Linked DNA regions of Homo sapiens: region 1 is linked to region 2. Evidence: chromatin loops called from intact Hi-C (ENCODE). Cell type or tissue: adrenal gland. All regions are shown on one strand. Each heading gives the region's core, and the rest is flanking DNA. Links, peaks and the distances in the headings are about the cores only.

The links. A loop is a pair of places that touch in the nucleus more often than their neighbours do. Peaks named below come from ENCODE experiments on the same cell type or tissue, not always from the same donor. Only the 100,000 strongest peaks of a DNase experiment are listed, where the experiment ranks them.
Region 1: it touches region 2 in a loop (4-fold over the local background); 8 of 110 quality-filtered maps call a loop at or near these places.

The regions. Positions count from the first base shown.
Region 1 is chr1:43,054,075-43,062,613 of GRCh38, forward strand. No RefSeq gene overlaps it. Among named protein-coding and RNA genes, the nearest start is that of CFAP144, 90 kb to the right of the region's middle. RefSeq lists an enhancer at 4,058-4,593. In adrenal gland, for the core only: no CTCF peak of the experiment used is centred there; DNase peaks (open chromatin) are centred at 4,445 and 4,887; H3K27ac peaks cover 1,588 bases; H3K27me3 peaks cover 515 bases.
Region 2 is chr1:42,912,545-42,921,083 of GRCh38, forward strand. No RefSeq gene overlaps it. Among named protein-coding and RNA genes, the nearest start is that of SLC2A1, 42 kb to the right of the region's middle. In adrenal gland, for the core only: a CTCF peak has its summit at 995; no DNase peak of the experiment used is centred there.

The sequences.
Region 1 (8,539 bases), core at 169-8,168, 140 kb after region 2:
AGAAATTCTCCTGCCTCAGCCTCCCGAGTAGCTGGGACTACAGGCACCTGCCACCACACCAGGCTAATTTTTGTATTTTTAGTAGAGATGGGGTTTCACCATATTGGCCAGGCTGGTCTTGATCTCCTGGCCTTGTGATCCACCCACCTCAGCCTCCCAAAGTGCGGGGATTACAGGTGTGAGCCACCACGCCTGACCAGGAAACAATTCTTAAAAGAGGCTTCACCTTCTTTCCACAGAATCCCTAAAAACCCATTTGTAAATGAAGCAATCTGTAAACACCCGTTGCTTGGAATGTAATGGTATCTCATATATGCGGAGCACTTTACACTTTTCAAAGGGATCTGGCATTGATCCAGCATCTACTTGCACTAGGGGTGCTGTCTCGTGTAATCCTCCCAGCAGCCCCCATGAGGAGGTATTACCACCCCTTCTCCATATTTATTTATTTATTTATTTATTTATTTATTTATTTATTGAGACAGAGTTTCACTCTTATTGCCCAGGCTGGAGTACAGTTGCACAATCTTGGCTCACCGCAACCTCCGCCTTCCAGGTTCAAGTGATTCTCCTGCCTCAGCCTCCTGAGTAGCTGGGATTACAGGCATGTGCCACCACACCCGCTAATTTCGTATTTTTAGTAGAGACAGGGTTTCTCCATGTTGGTCAGGCTAGTCTCGAACTCCCGACCTCATGTAATCCACCTGCCTTAGCCTCCCAAAAGGCTGGGATTACAGGCGTGAGCCACCACGCCCGGCCCTTCTCCATTTATTCATCCACAAATATTTAAGCGAATGAGCCTTCCTGACTTAAGCAAAAGTTGTAGAAACAAAGGTAGACGTGCTGACTATACAAAAGGAAAAAAAAAGGAGCTTAAAGGGATAGAAACCTGTACCTATGGCTTCCTTGGCCCATAAGGATGCCCCTCTTAGTATCTAAGGGATAGGAAAAAGTGATCAATGGGAAGCACTGAGATGATGGTAAGAAGGGACTCTGATCTCCTCAGCTAGGCAAAGCCATGGGAGGAATTTCTCTCCTTGGGTCTACAGTGAGTCAGTTCTCTGGGAAGTGGGTTGGGTGAATGCTGGAATTTCCTAAGTGGTGGGAGCCTGAATGTGCCGGGTCTTGTATCTGAAGAGGTGAGAGATTTAGAGCAAGGCTGTGCCTAAGCTTGGAAACTAGGTGACAGGCCTTGTCCAGCAGCACTGGCACCAGGAGTCCCAGAGTCGAGCTCAGCTTTTCCATTGACCACCCATGGGGCTTGGACCAGAACCTTTCTGGTTCTAAGCCTCAGTTTCCCCTTCAGGAAAATGGAGTGGTTGGATGGGATGCTCTGAAGGTCTGAGACTGCTCTGGTCTTCTAGGGTTGACAAGGGAAATGGCTTCCTTGCCTTTGAGGCTGAATCTGATTTCTTTCCTTCTTGTTTTTTTTTTTTTTTTTTTTGAGACGGAGTCTCGCTCTGTTGCCCAGGTTGAAGTGCAGTGGCAAAATCTCCGCTCACTGAAACCTCCGCCTCCCGGGTTCAAGGGATTCTCCTGCCTCAGCCTCCCAAGTCTCTGGGATTACAGGTGCGCACCACCACACCTGACTAATTTTTGTATTTTTAGTAGAGACAGGGTTTCATCATGTTGGCCAGGCTGGTCTCGAACTCCTGACCTCTCGTGATCCACCCGCCTTGGCCTCCCAAAGTGCTGGGATTACAAGTGTAAGCCACCCCGCCCAGCCTGGATCTGTTTTCTTTAGGGGGAGTGGGGTTGGGAGTGGGGTGGGGAGCACACGCAGGTACAGTCACACGCATGGGAGGCTGTCCTGTGCCAGGTGCTGGAGATGCAGCAATGAGCAGCGCTGACCCAGGTCCTGGCCCTTGCTCTTGGGGAGCTCACAGAATGTCAGGAAGGACAGACACTGAACAAGGAATTAAACAGTACTTCACTGAGTTAGGAGAGAGACCACGATGATGAGAAGGAGCCCACATGTGAAGGGCAGAAGGGAGTTCCAGGCAGAGGGAGCAGCCACACACAGGCTATAGGCAGAAACACAACCGCCATGCTTGGGCAACAGAGAAAGCCTGAGTGGCACAGTGGTGAGGGGAGATGGATGGGCAGTGACATGTCGCTCACAGTCTGGCTTAGGTACAGAGTCCTGTTTGGAGACAGGAAACAGGACTCGGTGACCCCCCTCTGTTTCTTTCTCCCTGTGTAGGGAAGACACACACACCCCCTTGGATATAGCCAGGTAGGGGCTGCTGCTCTTCAGCTGAGCTTTGCAGAAGATCATTCAAGTCAGGAAAAAGTCTGTTCTTCTCCCCCCACTCCCAACGGTGGGGGGGACCTTGGGGTCTCGCCCAAGGAAAGGAAGCACTGCTTCCTGGTTTATGTTGAGATGGGAAAGACTTGCCCAAGAACAATGGCGTTTTTGCAAAACACCACTTTGTTCTGGTGAGACCAGGAGGTGGTTTCCTTCGGGACCTAGCCTGGTCCCACTGCCCCAGACCTGCCAACCACAACAGCCACATGGCGTTCTCTCTCGGACCAACCTTTCATCTGAGACACTTGCTCACGCACAGCTCTGACTGGCTTAATTAACCCTTTGGGCCCCACCCTGCCCAGGCAGGATCATCTCAGGGCTCATGGAGATGTCCTTAGAGATCCCAGGACATGCTGGCCAGGGGAACCAAGTCTGATGGGATGGGGGAACCAATCAGACTTGACATTCTGTTTTACCATTCAAAAGGACCTTCTGGAAAAAGCACTCAGACCTATCCTAGGAGTGTCTCAGCTCAAAAAAGTCTTTAGAGCACCAGAGTCAGAAGGTCGTACTTTTCTTGGTGGGGGAAAAATAAGCAAGCTTTTCAAGGCCACACATACAGTTAGTTGTAGGACCAAGTCTAGAATGCATGGCTCTGACTGTCAGCTTTTAAACATGTACATGCAATCCCCTCACAATAAGTCATAGACACGAGGATAAGAAACATCCTTCAAAGGCGTGTTCTAAACACTTGTTTGCAGAGTTCTCTGGGAAACAGTTCAATTCCCTGTCATAAAACAGCATGCAACACATCTTGGAAGAAGCATGGGTTCTTTCCACATGCTGTTCTGCCCTACGGGAAGTTTAAAATTAAGAGAGCAAAGGGAAGAAAATCTACATTGGAGGGGCAGAGAAATCTGCAGTGGCCTGGAATGTCTGGAGGGAGGTGGGAGGGAGAAGGGTGTGTTGGGAGCTGGGCTTACTGATGTCACAGGCAGTAGGGGATGAGTCCCATGACCACTCCCGTGTTTTTCAGGCAGGCATGGCTGTTCCTCTATGAATCACTAAATGAACCAATTTAGCGAAACAATCATGTCTGTTCAAAGGGGGATATTAAGGGAAAGCAAGTGTGCATATCATTGTATGATCAGAACAATAAGTTAGAACTTTCCTTTTTTCTCTCACTGTTGTGACATTCGGCCTGGCATAGAAACGGGTACAGATAAACAGCAACAGTTTCTCATTCTAATGGAGAGCTACGGTCATGGTGACCGTGTTGGGGGTGATGGTGTGTTCATGGTGGTGGGGGTACTGGTGACAAGTATATCGTGGTTATAGTGATGGTGGTGTTGGTTGTGGTTATGGTGACACTGGTGTCGGTTATAACTGTGGTGGTAGTGATACTGATGGTGATGTTTAGTGGTGATGCTGACTGCAGTTATGGTAAGGATGGTGGTGGTGGGTAGTGTGACAATGATGGTGGTGTCTTGCTTACGGTAGTGGTAATGGTGATGGTGGGGGCACAATGATGTCGATATGGGTAACAGTGGTAAAGATAGGGTGACGATGTTGGTGTTGCAAGGAATGGTTATAGTTTTGATGGTAAAATGACAATTATGTCAATGTTTATAGTGGGGTTGGTATAAGGAGGTGTTGTTGGTCAAAATGATTTTAATGATGCTTCGTGTTGGTGATAATGGTGGTATTGGTGTTGGTGTTAGTTACAGTAATGTTTTTAATGGTATTGGTGACACCTGCCTGTCTCAGTAGGTGACATTGATGGAAGTGCTAGTCGCATGGGTGCTAGTGTGATGGTGAACTTGATGGTAGTCTTGCAGTCATGGCTGATGGTAGTGGCAGCAGAGGTGGTGTTCCCAGCGATAATGGCAGTAGTAGGGAGGGTGGTGGGAAGTCGGTGGTGGTAGCGGTGGTAGAGGCCGAGATGATGACCAGGAGGTTGGGGATTACACGGAGAGCGGTACGGGTTCTGGCAATGATACCCTTAGATACCGTGAGTCGACTGCAAGCTCTCTTCTCTGGAGCTGACAGCATGCTGGACGTGGGGAAAAAGGCTCACCACATTCTCCAAAAGCCCTTCTTTCCACCTGCTGCAATCCTGGTGAGGTTTAATTCTCTGTGCAGGCAGAGATGGCTGCTTTCTGGGGGTCTGTGGGGATGGTGCTGAAAAACAGGTCTGTTGCTGGGAAAGTGGACAGAGAGGGAGGCTCAGGATTGCTGAGCTGGAGGGTGCTTTAGGGGCAGGTCAGCAGGAACGAGGCACGTGAGGGTGTGCTGATGGATGGCAGGGGCCGCGCTGGGGCTGGGGCTGGGGCGGCAGGGAGGCAGTGGTGGCCGGCGTGCAGGGGCTCACGTAGCTGGCAGAGCCAGGGCTGTACTTCCTGCTGACTCAGCAGAGCAGGCAGGAACTGATTCTTTTCGACTAATGTGTCTTCTCCCAGGATTAGCTCATACCGCTCTGGCTGGGAAAGGGGGAGAGGCAGCCTCTCCCATCTCCCCAGGCTTAGGGGCCCTTTGGAGGAGAGGGCAGGCAGACTATGGGGCCCCAGCAGGACCAGTAACTGACTCTGTATGTCCTCGATCTCATTCTCAATGGGCTGCCATTTGGCTGGCAGGGAGCCAGCTCCCCAAATATCAAGGGATCTAGCTACCCTACCCCCACCCAAACCCAATCCAAATGGCTGCCCAGTTCTGCTTCACAAAAGGTCTACCCTGCCCAGTTCTGCTTCACAAAAGGTAGCATAGCCTGGGGGTGGAGAGAGTAAACTGGAGTCAGACTGTCTAACCTCCTTCGCCAGGTCTCCCATGTGTTAGCTGTGTGACTGTCTGTATCTTGGTTCATCATTTGTGAGTTAGGGACAATGACTGCTGCCCAGAGGCTGTTGTGGGGATAGATGAGTTAAGCCTACAAAGTGCTTGAATAAGGTCTGGCATGGAGTGGGTATTCAAAAAGTGTTTGCTGTGATTGCTACTACTGAGTGTTCAATAACTTTAAGCAAGACTCTTAAGCTCTCTGAGACTCAGTAGTCTCACCAGTAAAATGACGATAATTTCTTAACATGCATACTTGATATGAGAATTAAAATGGATTAAGTGGATGAAAGCATCCAGTACAAAGTAGCACATCAGTTATTACTATCTTTGTTGTCGTTAGCACAGGGGCCAGCTTCAGCGTCCTTCCTGGAGTGGAAGTGGGGGGTTTGAGTGTCCTATTGGGGTTTGGATCCTTAAGAGTGTGCTATCTTGTGATCGCTGCCTCTCCGCAAGAGAAGTAACTCCTCGTGAGTGGGAAGATTTGAGCAGATCAGCAGTTCAGTTTGTAGCCTCTTGCCCCCCACCCCTAGCCCTGCTCAGTACTCATGCCCTGGGTAGGGATCAAGAAAGAAAGAGAAGGTTCTGGGAGCATCCTCCTATCCTGAAATTTCCGTGGAATCTTTTTTTTTCCATTTCTTCATCCTAGCTCCCTTTCTTTCTCTTTCCTTTCCCTTCCTTGTTCACCACTCATTCATTCATTCATTCGTTTATTCATTCATTCATTCATTCATCTATAGGACATAGAAGTCATGGGGTCTGCCCTGGAGAAGCCTCTAAGTTCCCACTCTTAGGGAGAACATGGCTCAGGCTCCAATCAGGGCTTCATTACGTGATTCTGTGCATGCAACAGAGGGGCGGGGATGGCACATCAAACGAAAATTCAACTTTCTCTGCATTAAGGAAAACTATCAACAATGATGCTGTGTAGGGACTGTAAAACCAACATCTAAACAAAAGAACGACTGTCTAACTAGTTGATTGCCTCAACTGTAAAAGAGATTAAAATGGTACACTTCCACGGATGTGGTTTTTTGTTTCTACTTGTTTGGACTTCAAATGCATAGAGTCGAGCAACTCACACTCCTTCCTCCGTGCTAATGTAATTTTTCTCCCTCTTCCCAGATTCTCATGCTCATTCCTTACTCCTTTACTCACTCTAGGAATCCACTCCAATGTGTTTTAAAATGTGCCCTTAAAATATGTTTGTCTTTATAAAATATGCATTTGGTTAACAATCAGTTGCACAAGTGCTTCTTGTTTATACCTCACCATGATGTAGCACAATTGACTCCTCCACATACCACTGATGCTCACAATGATCCATGTCCAGCACTGGGTACCAGATCAAGCTATGAATTTTACAAGGCCCATGTCCTTGAGTTGCTCACAGGCTAGGGAAATAGACAATTTAGGACAGGGTTGGGACACAAAGGAGTCAGTGATCAATTCTACTGGTGGGGCGGGGGAGGGCTTCCCAAGGGCAGAGCCACCTGAGCAGAGCTTTAAAAGGTGAATAAGGCCGGGCACGGTGGCTCACGCCTGTAATCCCAGCACTTTGGGAGGCTGAGATGGGCGGATCACCTGAGGTCAGGAGTTCGAGACCAGCCTTACCAACATGAAGAAACCCCGTCTGTACTAAAAATACAAAAAAATTAGCCAGGCATGGTGGCACATGCCTGTAATCTCAGCTGCTCGGGAGGCTGAGGCAGGAGAATCGCTTGAACCCAGGAAGGCAGGAGAATCGCTTGAACCCGGGAGGCAGAGGTTGCGGTGTGCCAAGATTGTGCCATTGCACTCCAGCCTGGGCAACAAAAGCAAAACTCAGTCTCCAAAAAAAAAAAAGGGCTGGGGGCGGTGGCTCACATCTGTAATCCCAGCACTTTGGGAGGTCGAGGCGGGCAGATCGCAAGGTCAGGATATCGAGACCATTCTGGCTAACAAGGTGAAACCCCGTCTCTACTAAAAATACAAAAATTAGCTGGTCGTGGTGGCGGGTGCCTGTAGTCCCAGCTACTCGGGAGGCTGAGGCAGGAGAAAGGCGTGAACCCGGGAGGTGGAGCTTGCAGTGAGCCGAGATCGCGTCACTGCACTGCAGACTGGGCAACAGAGCAAGACTCCTTCTCGAAAAGAAAAAAAAAAAAGGTGAATAAGAGCTCACTAGGTGTATAGCAGGGAGGAGGAAATGGGAAGAGGTGCTCCAAGTAGAGGGAGCAGTATATGAAAAGGGTTGGAAGCATGTAGCAGCTTAGCATGTCTAGGAAATTGAATGATTTTGTTGTGGCTGAGGCAAATGGTATGAAAAGGAAGGGCAAGAGAAAGCAGCTGGCATTTATTGAGTGCGCCAGATGCTGTTCTCAGTGATTAAGTACTGAATTTCTTTTAAGCCACACAACAACCCTAGGCATTGTGAAAAGAAATTAAATTTTGGGACCCCAGATGCATTTAGTCGAAGGGAAAAGTCAAGCTGGGAACTGGATCATGCAAACCTGCCTCCCACTTTTAGTTCCTAAGTAAGATGGCTGGCCAGGCACAGTGGCTCAAGCCTGTAATCCCAGCACTTTGGGAGGCCGAGGTGGGCAGATCACCTAAAGTCAGGAGTTCGAGACCAGCCTGGCCAACATGGTGAAACTCTGTCTCTACTAAAAACACAAAAATTAGCCGGGTGTGGCTGCAGGCGCCTGTAATCCCAGCTACCAGATGAAAAGGTACCCATATTTTGCCCACAAGGAAATTCCTAGTGAGCTGTTAAAACTTCACAATGGCAATGCATATTGGTAGCTTATCTTTACAAGGCAGTCACCCCAGCCCACCAGACGTAAATGCATATCTGATTGTTCCCCTACCCCATTGTGTCTGTGTTATCTTATGTAAAATGCAGATTCCTCCCATTTTTCCTCTGCCCCTTTGTTTATGTCATCTTACCTAAAAAAGATGCAGATTCACTTACAGGAAAACTGTGTACTTCTCAATATCCCACCCTTTCCCCTTTAAATTGGGAGCCCTGAAAATCATCTTTGAAGAAAGGCGTAAAGCTGTCTCCCAGGTGTGTCCTTAACTTTGGCTAATCAATCTCCTAAAATGATTGAGACTCGACTCGTTATTTTCCTCAATTGACAGAGTGTACTATTATCATTCCCATTCTACAGGAAAGGAAACAGAGGGCCAGAGAAGTTAGTAACTTGCTTACAGTCACGTAGCTTATAAATGAGGTACCCAAAACTGCATCAGGCTGCCTGGGTTCCTAATCACAATGCTATGACCTCCAAAAGATGACGAAGGTGAGGAGGTCAGAGGTGAGGCTGCAGAAGACCTTAAATGCCAGTTGAGGGGCAAGGAAGAAGGCAACAGGAGGCCCTGAATCAGAGCCTGAGTGCCATTGAGCTGAGTGAGTGTGAGTGACCACAAGTGTGCATGAGGGTGCACATGCTACAAGCGCGGTGTATGGGTGAGTGCGTGGGT
Region 2 (8,539 bases), core at 97-8,096:
TAACCCAGTCAAGTTGACACATAAAATTAACCATTATACCATTCAAAGCCTGCCAGACACATCCTCTGACCCAGGTGCCCAGCTTGGGGGTGGAAGAGATCCAGTATAGGAAGTAGGTATTTTGAGAGCACATTCAAGGCAGACTTAGGAAACAAAATCCCAAAGGCAGCCAAAAGAATACTAATTTGAATCCTCCAAAAAGGTTATCTTCAAACTGGGTATTCATACCTGTGGATGTCCAAAAAAATTTCCAAGGAATATGTGAACATATTTAGCTTTAAGGGAATCGATGTCCAAATCCCGATCTTTACTTTCTGCATGTACTCTTTTCAAAAACTAATCTTCCTGAGAGGAGTAACATCAGTAATACAGCATAATAGGACATCTCAGACCTTGTTCCTCCATAGACACTGACTTAATATATGGTCCAAAAAGCTTTTATGAGAATTCTAGAAACTAGTGCCTGAGGCAAGTTCAAAGTCAAGAACAGCTATATTAAAATGGGTAAGAAGAAACATTTTCATTTAACCTACAATAGCCCTTTCCCAAAGCCAGTACAGCTTGGTGCTTTCAGGAGTAAATGCCCAACTTGAAGCTTCTACCTTGAGAGTGAAACAGAAGAGTAGAATGTGCGTCCAACATTCAGGCTTTTCAGGGGGCTCCCTGAGGGACCGGTTTCTGTCTTGCCTGACACTGAGTGCTGATAAAGTTAAAAAAAAAATTATATATATATATATATATACACACACGTATATATATACATATATGTGTATATGTATATGTGTATATATACACATATATACACATATATACATATATACACATATATATACATATATACACATATATATACACATATATACACATACACACACACACACACACACACACATATATATATATACATACATACATACACATCCCCTGGGGACTGCTGAGAACAAGAGACATCAACAGCTTGTTGTAGACCCTGAGAACTTGCAGTACTGTAGACAGACACCAGAGAGAGCAAGAGACCACAAGCTTCTGAAAAGACACCAGCAAACCTCTCGAATTGGGAAATCACAGGCACAAGCCCAAGAATACGTATCTCCAGAAAAGGTTTGAGAGACCACTCCCCCAAACTGTTAGTTGAGCTGAATGTTTAAGGTTTTCCCCTTTATGAAGCCAATCCATTAAAACTGGAAGACATGGTCATTTTTTCAAATCCACAAACTCTTGCAAAAAATAACAAGACATATGATGATAGTGGGAAACATGGTCCAGAGGACCAACTATGTATCAGAAATGGAACCCTAAAGAAACAGAGATCTATGAATTACCTGACAACGAATTCAAAATAATCATCTTAAAGAGGCTCAGTGGGCTACAAGAGAATCAGATACACAAATGAAACCAGGAAGTGACCCATAAAAACCAGAATACCAACAAAGACGCAGAGGCCGGGTGCAGTGGCTCAGGCCTGAAATTCCAGCACTCTGGGAGGCTGAGGCAGGAGGATTACATGAGCCCAGGTGTTTGAGACCAGCCTGGGCAATAGAGTGAGACCCTGTCTCTAAAAAGAAAAAAAAGAATCTGTTAAGAAAAAGACCAAATGGAAATTCTGGAGTTGAAAAAAACAATAACTGAATTGAACAATTCACTAGAAGGGATCATAACAGATCTAATTGAGCAGAAGAAACAATCAGGAAATTTGAGACAGGTTATTTGAAATTACTGAGTCAGGGGAAACAAAAGAAAAGATGAAGAAAAGTTAAGAAAGCCTAAGGGACTTATGGGATACAATATATGATCCAAAGAAGCCATCCCTGAGACACATAATAAACTGTCAAAAGTCAAAGAGAGACTCTGAAGGCAGCAAGAGTAAAGTGACTCATCAAGCACAAGGGAGCTCTTATAAAATTATCAGCAGATTTCTCAGCAGAAACCTTACAGGACAGAAGGGAGTGGGATGATATATTCAGAGCACTGAAAGAAAACCTGCCAAGCAAGAATAGTATTCAGGAAAACTGTCCTTCAGAAACGAAGGACAGAAATTTGGTTTCCGGTCCAGCATGTAAGGAGCTTAGAAGGTAACACTCCATCTAAACAGGTTAAAAGGCTGAGCAACAATAACAAAACCAAACAAAAGCTGAACAACTCTTCTTAGATTTGTTAGAGGAATGAGACCACTAGGCAGATTGCTGCCGCCAAAATTGGAGAGACAGGAAATACAGGCAGTCACAAGTTACTGGAAATGCAACAGATGAGCAGAAGCCTCTACAGGAGGTTTGAAAACAGGAATAGGAAAACCTAAACTGTAACTGCCCCAATTTTTGGAGAAACAGTGTGGACAACTCAGAGAGTTAAAAATTCCACCAGGGGCCAGGCATGGTGGCTCACACCTGTAATCCCAACACTTTGGGAGGCTGAGGTGGGAGGATTGCTTGAGCTCAACAGTTTAAGACCAGGCTAGGCAACATGGCAAGACCCCGTCTCTTTAAAAACTTTAAAAATTAGCTGGGTTTGGTAGTGCACTCCACTAGTCGCAGCTCCTCAGGAGGCTAAGGCAGGAGAATCGCTTGAGCCCAAAGGGGTTGAGGCTGCAGTGAGCCATGAGCATGTCACTGCACTCCAGTCTGGGTGACAGAGCAAGACCCTGTCTCAAAAGAAAAAAAACATTCCAGGGGTACTGAGTTATGGAGATGCCCCAACACTTTTGTGATTTTTACCTCTCAGAGCTCTACCAGATCCTCACAGTAAATCTCAGAGAAAAATCCCTTCATGCTTCTAGCAGAGGGAGGGGAAATAAACCATTTTGCAGTATGCCAAAGCATTCTGTTGTTTTTAAAAAGGTCTACCCTCAGGAGAAAGAATTTTGCCAGAGCCTAACCTACCCCAGGGAAGGGAAATACCCAACTCCAGCAGTCTGCAGCCTCCCACCTGGGGGAAAGGAAATACCAACTCCAGCTTCCTCTAAGCTTCCCTGTAGGAGAAGGGAGATACCCAACTTCAGTCTCCTCTAGTGGTTTTGCCCCCACCTAAGGGGAAAAAACAAAAGCTGAGAAGCACTGGTGAAGTTCACAGCCTAGACCCAAAGCCTCACCAAAAAACTGAGACCTAATAATAGAACTGTAGAACACTTCTCCCTCCTGCAACACCGCACTTCTACATTACTAAAGATCTATATCTTTTTTTTTCCCCCAAGACGGAGTCTCACTCTGTCGCCCAAGCTGGTGTGCAGTGGCTCAATTATAGCTCACTGTAGCCTCAAATTCCTAGGCTCAAGTGCTCCTTCTGCCTGAGCCTCCCAAATAGCTGGGACTACAGACATGCTTAGTTAAGGTTTTGTTGTTGTTTGTTTGTTTAGAGATAGGTCTCACTCTGTTCCCCAGGCTCTAAAGGCCTATTTACCACAGTTCCATTTACCCAGTACAAAACTGCTCATTTTTTTCCAACAAAAAAATTAGAAGGCACATTAAAAGAAAAAAAACCACAGCTTGAACAAATAGTGCAACCATCAGAAGCAGACACAGACATAGCAGGGATGTTGGAATTCCCCTAATCGGAATTTAAAACTACTATTGTGTCTGAAATTGGTGGGCTCTTGGTCTCACTGACTTCAAGAATGAAGCTGCGAACCCTCGCGGTGACTGTTAACAGTTCTCAAATGTTGTGTGTCCAGAGTTGATTTCTTCTGATGTTCAGACGTGTTCAGAGTTTCCTCCTTCTGGTGGGTTTGTGGTCTTGCTGGCTTCAGGAGTGAAGCTGCAGACCTTCACGGTGCTACAGCTCATAAAGGCAATGGGGACCAAAACAGTGGGCAGCACCAAAATTTATTGCAAAGAGCAAACGAACAAACCCTCCACACCACAGAAGAGCAGCCAAGCACATTGCCACTGCTAGCTCCGGCAGCCTGCTTTTATTCCCTTATCTGACCCCACCCACATCCTGCTGATTGGCCCATTTTACAGAGAGCTGATTGGTCCATTTTACAGAGAGCTGATTGGTCTGTTTTACAGAGAGCTGATTGGTCCATTTTGACAGGGAGCTGATTGGTGCATTTACAATCCCTGAGCTAGACACAGAGTGCTGATTGGTGTATTTACAATTCTCTAGCTAGAGGTAAAAATTCTCCAAAACCCCACCAGATGAACTAGACACAGAGCACTGATTGGTGCATTTACAAACCTTGAGCTAGACACAGAGTGCTGATTGGTGTATTTACAATCCTTCAGCTAGACATACAGTTTCTCAAAGTCCCCACCAGATTAGCTAGATACAGAGTGCTGATTGGTGCATCCACGAGCCCTGAACTTGAGACAGAGTGCTGACTGGTGCATATACAATCCTCTGGCTAGACATAAAAGTTCTCCAAGTCCCCATCCAACTCAGGAGCACAGCTGGCTTCGCGGAGTGGATCCCGCTCCAGGGCTGGGTGCGGAGATGCCTGCCAGTCCCGTGCCATGCACCTGCATGCCTCAGTCCTTGCACAGTTGATGGGACTGGGCACTGCGGAGCAGGGGGCGGCACCCGTCGGGGAGGCTGGGGCTGCGTGGGAGCCCACCGCCACAGGGCTTGGGCATGGTGGGCTGCAGGTCCTGAACCCTGCCCTGCAGAGAGGCAGCTGAGGCCTGGTGAGAATTCGAGTGTGGCCCAGGCCGGCAGTGCTGGGGGACCCGGCGCCCCCTCCGCAGCTGCTGGCCCGGGTGCTAAGCCCCTCACTGCCCTAAGCCAGCGGCGCCAGCCGGCCACTCTGACTGCGGGGCTCAGAGCCCACACCCACCCGGAACTCACGCTGGCCCGCTAGTGCTGTGGGCAGCCCCAGTTCCCGCCCGCGACTCTCCATGCTCACCTCCCTGCAAGCAGAGGGAGCTGGCTCCAGCCTCGGCCAGCCCAGAGAGGGGCTCCCACGGTGCAGCGGCAGGCTGAAGAGCTCCTCAAGCATGGCCAGAGCGGATGCCAAGGCCGAGGAGGTGCTGAGAGCGAGCAAGGGCTGCTAGCACGTTGTCACCTCTCACTATGATTAATACGTTAAGAGCTCTAATGGAAAAAGTAGATAACATGCAAAAACAGATGGACAATTTAAACAGAAAGATAAAAATTATAAGAAAGAATAAAAAAGAAATGATAGAGATAAGAAAAAAACCACTAACAAATGAAGAAAGCTTTTGATGGACTCATTAGTACACTGCAAATGGCTGGAGAAAAAAGAACCTCTGAGCTTGAGGATATGTCAACAGAAACTTTGAAAACTGAAAGTGAAGAGAAAAAAGACATGAAAAAAATGAGAAAGAATATCTAATTACAAAAAGTATAATATAGGCATAATGAGAATACCTGAAGAAGAAAGAGAGAAAGGAACAACAGAAACATTTGAAGCAATAATGCCTGAGAATTTCACCAAATTAGTGCCAGACACCAAACCACAGATCAGGAAGCTCAGAAATAACCAAGCAAAATAATGCCAAAAACAAACAAACAAATAAACTACACCTAGACATATAATATTCAAGCTGCAGAAAATTAAAGATGAAGAAAAAATTTTGAAAGAAGCCAGAGGAAAAAAGCCACTTACCTATAGGGGAGCAAAAATAAGAATTATATCCAACTTCTTCTCAGAAATCACGTAAGCAAGAAAATAATGGAGTGGAATACTTAGTGTTGAAAGAGAAAAAGCCAAAAACCTAGGATTCTATACACAGTTTTAAAGCAATCAGATTAAAATAAATAATAAAAATTATATCAGCAATCAATGAATTGAAAACAGGAAATCAATAGTGAAAATCAACATAACCAAAACCTGTTTCTTTGTAAAAATCAGTAAAATCATAAGGTTCTAGCAAAGCTAACTAAGAAAAAAAGAGAAAAGACATGAATTACAAATACTGAAAATGAAAGAGAGGAGATCAATTCAAATCCCATGGATGTTAAAAGAATAATACATGAATATTATGAACAACTCTATGCCCACAGATTTGACAACCCAGATGAAATGGACCAATTCCTTGAAAGACACAATCTGTTAAAACTCACACAAGAAGTAGACAATCTGAAACAGGCTTGCATCTGTTAAAGAAACAGAATCAATAAATAATAAACTCCTCAAACAAAAAGTACTAGGCTCAGATGGATCCACTAGTGAATTCTACCAAACATTTAAGAAAAAAATTATACCAATTTTCTAAACATCTTCCAGAAGATAGAAACAGCTCATTCTATGAGGCCAGTATTACCCTAATATTAAAACCAGACAAATACATTACAAGAAAACTACAAATCGATTTGTCAATTTAAAATAAATAAATAAATTTAAAAGAAAACTACAGACAAGTATCTCTCATGAAAATAAATGCAAAAATCCTTAACAAAATATTAGCAAAGCACACCCAATGATGCATTAAAAAAATTATATACATGACCAAATGTGATTTATTCCAGGCATGCAAGCCTGGTTCAACATTAAAAACACAATTGGCTGGGCGTGGTGGCTCACGCCTGTAATCCCAGCACTTTGGGAGGCTGAGGCAGGCAGATCACCTGAGGTCAGGAGTTTGAGACCAGCCAGGCCAACATGGCCAAACCCTATCTCTACCAAAATACAAAAATTAGCTGGGTGTGGTGGTGGGCACCTGTAATCCCAGCTACTCCGGAGGCTGAGGCAGGAGAATTGCTTGAACACAGGAGGCAGAGGTTGCAGTGAGCTGAGATTGCCCCATTGCACTCCAGCCTGGGTGACAAAGAGAGAGTCTGTCTTAAAAACAAAACAAAAACAAAAACAAAACCTGAAAAAACAACCCTCAATTAATGTAATCTATATGTAATTACATCAACGGGCTAAAGAAGAAAAATCAAAGGCCAGGCGTGGTGGCTCACGCCTGTAATCCCAACACTTCAGGAGGCCAAGGCGGGCAGATCACAAGGTCAGGAGATGGAGACCATCCTGGCTAACGCGTTGAAACCCCATCTCTACTAAAAATACAAAAAATTAGCCGGGCATGTTGGCATGTGCCTGTAGTCCCAGCTACTTGGGAGGCTGAGGCAGGAGAATTGCTTGAACCTGGGAGGCAGAGGCTACAGTGAGCCGAGATCGCGCCACTGCACTCCAGCCTGGGTGACAGAGTGAGACTCTGTCTCAAAAAAAAAAAAAAAAAAAAAAAAAGGAGAAGAAGAAAAGGAAGACAGAAAAGGAGAAGAAGAAGAAGAGGAGGAAGAAAAATCACATGGTCATATCAGTGCATACAGAAAAAGTATTTCACAGGACTGGGCGTGGTGGCTCTCACCTGCAATCTCAGCACTTTGGGAGGCCGAGGCGGATGAATCACTTGAGGTCAGGAGTTCGAGACTAGCCTGGCCAACATGGTGAAACCCCATCTCTACTAAAAAACAAAAATTAGCTGGGTGTGGTGGTGCACACCTGTACTCCCAGCTACTCAGGAGGCTGAGGCAGGAGAATCACTTGAACTGGGAGGCGGAGGTTGCAGTGAGCTGAGATTGCACCACTGCACTCCAGCCTGGGCAACAGAGTGAGAGTCTGTCTCAAAAAAAAAAAAAAAAGAAAGAAAGAAAAAGTATTTCACAATATCCATCATTCATTCCTGATAAAAACTCTCAGGAAACTAGAAATAGAGGGAAACTTCCTCAACTTGATTAAAGAATGTTTACAAAAAACCTACAGCTAAATATTATACTTAATGGTGAAAAATGTGAAGCATTATTGTTGCTAAGATCAGGAACAAGGCAAGGATGTCCTCTTCACTATTCCTTTCCAACACTGTATTGGAAGTCCTAGCTTATGCAACAAGACAACAAAATGAAATAAAAGGTATACTGATTGGTAATGATGAAATTAAACTGTTGTTGTTGGCTGATGACATGATCGTCTATATAGAAAATCCAAAAGTATCTACAAAATAACCACTGGAACTAATAAGCAATTAATTATAGCAACATTGCAGGATACAAGGTTAATATACAAAAGTCATTTGCTTTCTATATGCCAGCAATGAACAAGTGGAAATTAAAACATACTACCATTATATTAGCACCCCCCATATTGAAATACTTATGTATAAATCTAATAATATATATACAAAATCTCCTATTTTGTGGATATGGATATAGTAACACTGTGGTATATTGTTTGAATATATAAAGAAGAGTAATGTAAGAGTTTTATTGTAAAATGACAATATCAGCCTGACACGGTGGCTCATGCCAGTAATCCCAGCACCTTGGGAGGCCGAGGCAGGTGGATCATTTGAGGTCAGGAGTTCGAGACCAGCCGGGACAGTATGATTAAACCCCGTCTCTACTAAAAGAAATTACAAAAATTAGCCTGGCATGGTGGCAGGCACCTATAATCCCAGTTACTCAGGATGCTGAGGCAGGAGAACTGCTTGAACCCAGGAGGTGGAGGTTGCAGTGAGTCGAGATCATGCCACTGCACTCCAGCCTGGGGACACAGAGAGACAGCATCTCAAAAAATAATAAAATAAAATAAAATGACAATATCACATATCAGAAATTAAATCTCCTGCAAATATTTGAATTTAAGAAG